Regions from separate parts of the Homo sapiens genome. Here region 2 is linked to region 1. Evidence: read pairs that join two places in POLR2A ChIA-PET (ENCODE). Cell type or tissue: OCI-LY7. All regions are shown on one strand. Links, peaks and the distances in the headings refer to the core of each region. The heading gives the core; the rest is flanking DNA. Region 1 overlaps EFCC1 (EF-hand and coiled-coil domain containing 1). Region 2 overlaps LOC105374101 (a long non-coding RNA gene).

Region 1 (2,909 bases), core at 316-2,815:
GGCCAGTTCTCAGCACGCATTTGACTTGGCCTAAAGAGAAAGGATTGGACATCAGATTCCTCCCTCGCTTACACACTCTTCCCGTGGCTTCCGGGAGACTGCTCTCCTCTGGGATTCCTCCTGCCTCCCTGGCACTCTTCGCCATTTTGCCTCTCCGTCCCGACCCCTAATGCCGGTGAGCCCTGGGATGCCCTCTGAGGACCTCTTCTCTCCTCAGTGTGCACTCGCTCTAGGAGGAGTCTCAGCCAACGCCATGGCTTTGCGTGCCCATGACTTCCTACTTCTTATCTCCAGCTCTGGCCTCTCTCTTGAACCTCGGGCTCAGATCCAGTTCCTGACAAGCGCCCGAACTTAACTGTGGCACCTCTATTTGGATGTCCCACAGGCTTCTCACAGCCTCTCATGCCACCTGGACTTGTCCTGGTCTTCCTCCATCTGCTCCTCCCTCCCTCAGTGAAGTGTGCCATCACCCACTTGACCACCCAAAGAGTGGCCGCTGGGTTTGGCTCCAGCAAGTAGTGCCCAGAAAATCCTCCTGGTTCTTCGTTCTCCCACCCCAACAAAAATGTCACTTTCTCAGAACTCACCTCTCCCTCTGCTATGGTTTGAATGTGTCCCCCAAAGTTCACGTGTTGGAAACCTAATCCCCAATGCAACAGTGTAGAGAGGTGGGGCCTTGAAGAGGTGATCAGGCCATGAGAGCTCTGCCCTCACGAGTGGATCCACACCATTACTGCAGGAGTGGGCTCCAGATACAGGAATGCGTTTGTCTCCCTCTCTCCCTCTTTTGTTCTTCTACCTTCTTCCCTGGAACGGTGCACCAAGAAGCCTATGGCCAGATGTGACATGCCCTTTACTTCCCAGCCTCCAGAACCCTTAGCTAAATTTCTGTTTTTCTTTTTCTTTTTTTTTTTCTTTTTTTTTGCGACGGAGTCTTGCTCTGTCACCCAGGCTGGAGTGCAGTGGTGCAATCTCGGCTCACTGCAACCTCTGCCTCTCAGGTTCAAGTGATTCTCCTGCCTCAGCCTCCCGAGTAGTTGGGACTACAGGTGTGTGCAACCATGCCTGGCTAATTTTGTATTTTTAGTAGAGAAAGGGTTTTACCATGTTGGCCAGGCGGGTCTTGAACTCCTGGCCTCAAGTGATCTGCCTGACTCGGCTTTCCAAAGGTGCTGGGATTACAGGTGTGAGCCACTAGACCCAGCCCCAAATTTCTTTTCTTTATAAATTACCCAGTCTGTGGTATTCTGTTACAGCAGAACAAATAAATATGAATAAGACACCTCTCCTGGCTCCTAGAGCCCTCGTGTGGTGTGTTATGGTGTTTCTCTCTCACCAGACTGGGATTTCCTTGAGGACAGTTAGCACAGGGACTGAGTGGCCCAATGAAGGTTTGTCAAATGAATGAATGGGATTTAGGGGTGGAAGTGCAAGGAAAGGCCAGGCCAGGGACAAGACCAGAGCCTGGGTAAGCATCCAGTTTACTCCTATCACCTATTCACCTGCTCTTGGATTGTTCCAGAAAGGACAGAGAAGGAAGAGCACTAGATCTGGAGCCACAAGACATGGGTTGAGTCCTACCATTCCCAGTTCCTATCAGCTTTGTCCTGTGGAATGGGGCTAAGCCCTCTGTGCACCTCAGAGAGGGGTGGACCCTACGTGATAGGATAATGCAGATTCCTAAGCTGCAGACATTTTTGGTCATTTGTCCTTTTATTTACTAATACATATTTTATGTAGTGGTAAATATTATAACCAATAATGAAAACCCAGCATCTCTTGCCATAAATAGTAACCATTGTTAAATTTAAGAATCAAGAGGTGGCCAGGCGCGGTGGCTCACGCCTGTAATCCCAGCACTTTGGGAGGCCGAGGCGGGTGGATCATGAGGTCAGGAGGTCGAGACCATCCTGGCTAACATGGTGAAACCTCGTCTCTACTAAAAATACAAAACCAAAATTAGCCAGGCATGGTGGCGGGCGCCTGTAGTCCCAGCTACTCGGGAGGCTGAGGCAGGAGAATGCCGTGAACCCAGGAGGCAGAGCTTGCAGTGAGCCAAGATCGCACCACTGCGCTCTAGCCTGCACTCTAGCCTGGGTGACTGAGCAAGACTCAAGACTCTGTCTCAAAAAAAAAAAAAAAAAGAAGCAAGAGGCCATTAGCCTGAGGCTGTCTCTGTACTTTGAGTGATGATCTGAAGCCGAACTTAGTATGTGAAGAAATCAAACTCTAATTTAGAAGCATATATTTGTAACAAATAGCAGGCTGAGCTCCCCAAACCTCTGCTGTCCCTGACAGCTGCCCAATTCATGACTTGTTCTTTACTCAGATAAACTCTGTTAAATTTAATATGTCTAAAGTTTTCCTTTTAACACCCTAAAAATACATAAAGCAAGAATGAAACACAGTTAGTCAGTTCTAGCTAGATCTTATTTTCTGTCTGCCTCTGAACCCGAGGCTGTTCTCTGTCCATTCAAGAGAGGCTAGCAACTGTGAGGAGAAGTTGGAGACTTCTCAGCTCCAAACCACAGCTTGGGAACCGGTGCTGGAAAAGTATGGCAAAGGCCCAACCTCCCTGCCCTGTGCTTTCCGGCCCGCGACTCCCACATTCACCCCTGCCTGCCGCACTTCTGGGCCACTGTCTTTCGGGAGCCATGGGGGAAATGGTCTGGGGGCCTTCTGTGAGCTGCAGAGACACTTGTCACTCAACAGGCATTACTGAAGCACCTCTGTCAGGGCTCCAGGCAGTTCTGGGGAAAGGCAGGCCCCAGTAGCCACCCACCCTCCCCTCACACCCTCACTTCCTGGCAGACCCCAGAGTCCTTGTGTGCGGTTGGGTGTTCCCTCCAGCTGGCCACATCTGCACAGCATCCGGAGGCCGGGTGAGCCTCTGATGTCTTCCTCCTGCT
Region 2 (2,909 bases), core at 99-2,598, 160 kb before region 1:
AGTGTCTTACGCCTATAATCCCAGCACTTTGGAAGGTGGAGGAGGATGGATCACCTGAGGTCAGGAGTTTAAGACCAGCCTGGCCAACATGGTGAAACCCTGTCTTTACTAAAAATACAAAAATTATGGCCAGATGCGGTGGCTCACGCCTGTAATCCCAGCACTTTGGGAGGCCGAGGTGGGCAGATCACCTGAGGTCAGGAGTTTGAGACCAGCCTGGCCAACATAGTGAAACCCTGTCTCTACTAAAATACAAAAACCTACATGGTAAAACCCCATCTCTACTAAAAATACAAAAATTAGGTGGGCGTGATGTCACGTGCCTATAATCCCAGCTACTTGGGAGGGAGGCTGAGGCAGGAGAACTGCTTGAATCAGGGAGTCGGAGGTTGCGGTGAGTCGAGATGGCGCCACTGCACTCCAGCCTGGCAAGACAGTGAGACTCCTTCTCAAAAAAAAAGAAAAAAAAAAAAGAAATAGAAAAAGAAAAAAATTATATGGGGGTGGTGGCGCATGCCTGTAATCCCAGATACTCGGGAGGCTGAGGCAGGAGAATCGCTTGAACCCGGGAGGTGGAAGTTGCAGTGAGCCAAGATCGTGTCATTGCACTCCAGCCTGGGCAACAATGCGAGACCTTGTCTCAAAAAAACAAAAAGTTAGCCAGGCGTGGTGGTGGGCGCCTGTAATCCCAGCTACTCAGGAGGCTAAGGCAGGAGAATCACTTTAGCAGGCAGCAGAGGTTGCAGTGAGCCGAGGTTGCACCAGTGCACTCCAGCCTGGGTAACAGAACAAGACTACATCTCAAAAAAATAAATAAATAAACCATACCAAAAAAACCCTCATTATTTTGATATCCATTGTTTAGTTCCAAGTTTAATTAAATTACGTAGAAACTTAATATAAAATTACTTTTAAAAAAAATTAATGCAGCTTCTTTTTTTTTTTTGAGATGGACTCTCACTCTGTCACCCAGTTTGGAGTTCAGTGGTGCTATCTGGGCTCACTGTAACCTCCATCCTGGGCTCAGGTGATTCTCCCACCTCAGCTTCCTGAGTAGCTGGGACTGCAGGCAGGTGCCACTACGTCTGGCTAATTTTCTGTATTTTTGGTAGAGACAGGGTTTCACTATGTTGCCGAGGCTGGTCTGAAACTCCCGAGCTCAGGCAATCCACCTGCCGCAGCCTCTCAAAGAGTTGGAATTACAGGCATGAGCCACTGCACCTGGCCAGCTATTTTTCTTTTAAGGAAAAAAAGAGGCTGCTCTGCTTATGGAGTAGCCCTTCTTTATTCCTTTACTTTATACAAAGAAAAAGAAAAAAAATGGGTGGTTTTACTTTCAAACTTTTTTTTGAGACGGAGTCTCACTCTGTCGCCCAGGCTGGAGTGCAGCTGCACAGCCTCAGCTCGCTGCAAGCTCCACCTCCCAGGTTCACACCGTTCTCCTGCCTCAGCCTCCTGAGTAGCTGGGACTACAGGCACCTGCCACCACGCGGGTAATTTTTTGTATTTTTAGTAGAGACGGGGTTTCACCTTGTTAGCCAGGATGGTCTCGATCTCCTGACCTTGTGATCCGCCCGCCTCAGCCTCCCAAAGTGCTGGGATTACAGGCGTGAGCCACTGCGCCCGGCCTACTTTGAAACTTTTAAAACTATTTGCAAATAAAATTTTTCTCTAACCAGTTAGTTTGCAGTAGAGTTTCAATTCAAGGTCACAGAAGAGGAAGCCAACTAACTAATGAAATGCTCACTAAATGATTTGTCAGTGTTTCATATTTTCTTTATCATCAGTTAGCATTCCCTACACCATCACTTTAGGGAGTCAATAGAATTTTATAGGAGTAGGCCTCAGTAAGTACTGGGAGGCCAGTAGCACTGTTCAAGCACATGGGCTGTCTGTGTTTGAAGCCTGACCTGTCATTTGTTCACTTTCTGACCTTGAGCAGATTACTTAAACTCTCTCGACCTGTTTCTTCATGGGGATAATACAAGTACTTCTAGGGGGTTTGTGAAAACTCATAAAGAGGTTAAAAACATTGCCTGGCATACAGTAAGCACCCAATAAGAATAAGAAATAATATTTGTATAGTAATTATGCCAGAAACTGTTATAAGAGCTGTATATATATTAACAATTAGCTATTACTAGTATTACTAATTCCTAGTTCAGGATTTAGCTTAGTAAACTTTCTGCTTCAGAAGCAAATACGAGAGGTGAAAACATCAATTTATTCTCCTCAGTCTTAGTTACATACTTTCCAAGTCAAGTCACAGAGCACAATTTCCTTGCTGGCAGGGACAAGACATGGGTTTACATGATATCACCTATCCCCTCAATTTAACAGCATGTACTATGCAGTTGGGCATTTAAGCAGAAATTAAGAGTTGGCAGGTATTGCTCAACTGGTACCCATTTTAGGAATAATGCTGAATCATAGCATTTTATCTGGTCTTCTCTCAGGATACTTAATGCTAATTTTTTGTATTTTTAGTAGAGACGGGATTTCACCTTGTTAGCCAGGATGGTCTCGATCTCCTGACCTCATGACCCATCTGCCTCGGCCCCCCAAAGTGCTGGGATTATAGGCGTGATCCACCGTGCCCGGACTTTTTTTTTTTTTTTTTTTTTGAGACAGAGTCTCCCTCTGTTGTGCAGGCTGGAGTGCAGTGGCCCAATCTCTTGCTCCCAGGTGCAAGCGATTCTCCTGCCTCAGCTTCCCAAGTAGCTGGGATTACAGGTGCCCACCACCACACTCGGCTAATTTTTGTGTTATTAGTAGAGACAAGTTTTCACTATGTTGCCCAGGCTGCTCTCAAACTCCTGACCTCAGGTGATCCACCTACCTCGGCCTCCCAAGTGCTGGGAAGTTGTTTTTTTTTTCTTTTCTTTTTTTGAGACTGAGTCTTGCTCCGT

What was found. Peaks named below come from ENCODE experiments on the same cell type or tissue, not always from the same donor. Only the 100,000 strongest peaks of a DNase experiment are listed, where the experiment ranks them.
Region 2: POLR2A ChIA-PET joins it to region 1 with 10 read pairs; 9 of 35 experiments call an interaction of 5 or more read pairs at or near these places.

Annotation. Positions count from the first base shown.
Region 1 is chr3:129,022,546-129,025,454 of GRCh38, reverse strand. All of the region lies in intron 2 of EFCC1 (EF-hand and coiled-coil domain containing 1), which reads right to left. It also overlaps a transcript of CFAP92 not described here. Among named protein-coding and RNA genes, the nearest start is that of EFCC1, 23 kb to the right of the region's middle. In OCI-LY7, for the core only: CTCF peaks have their summits at 1,088 and 1,305; a DNase peak (open chromatin) is centred at 1,314; H3K27ac peaks cover 1,147 bases.
Region 2 is chr3:129,187,014-129,189,922 of GRCh38, reverse strand. All of the region lies in intron 1 of LOC105374101 (a long non-coding RNA gene), which reads right to left. Among named protein-coding and RNA genes, the nearest start is that of CNBP, 4.6 kb to the right of the region's middle. In OCI-LY7, for the core only: no CTCF peak of the experiment used is centred there; DNase peaks (open chromatin) are centred at 1,122 and 1,392; H3K4me3 peaks cover 971 bases; H3K27ac peaks cover 2,024 bases.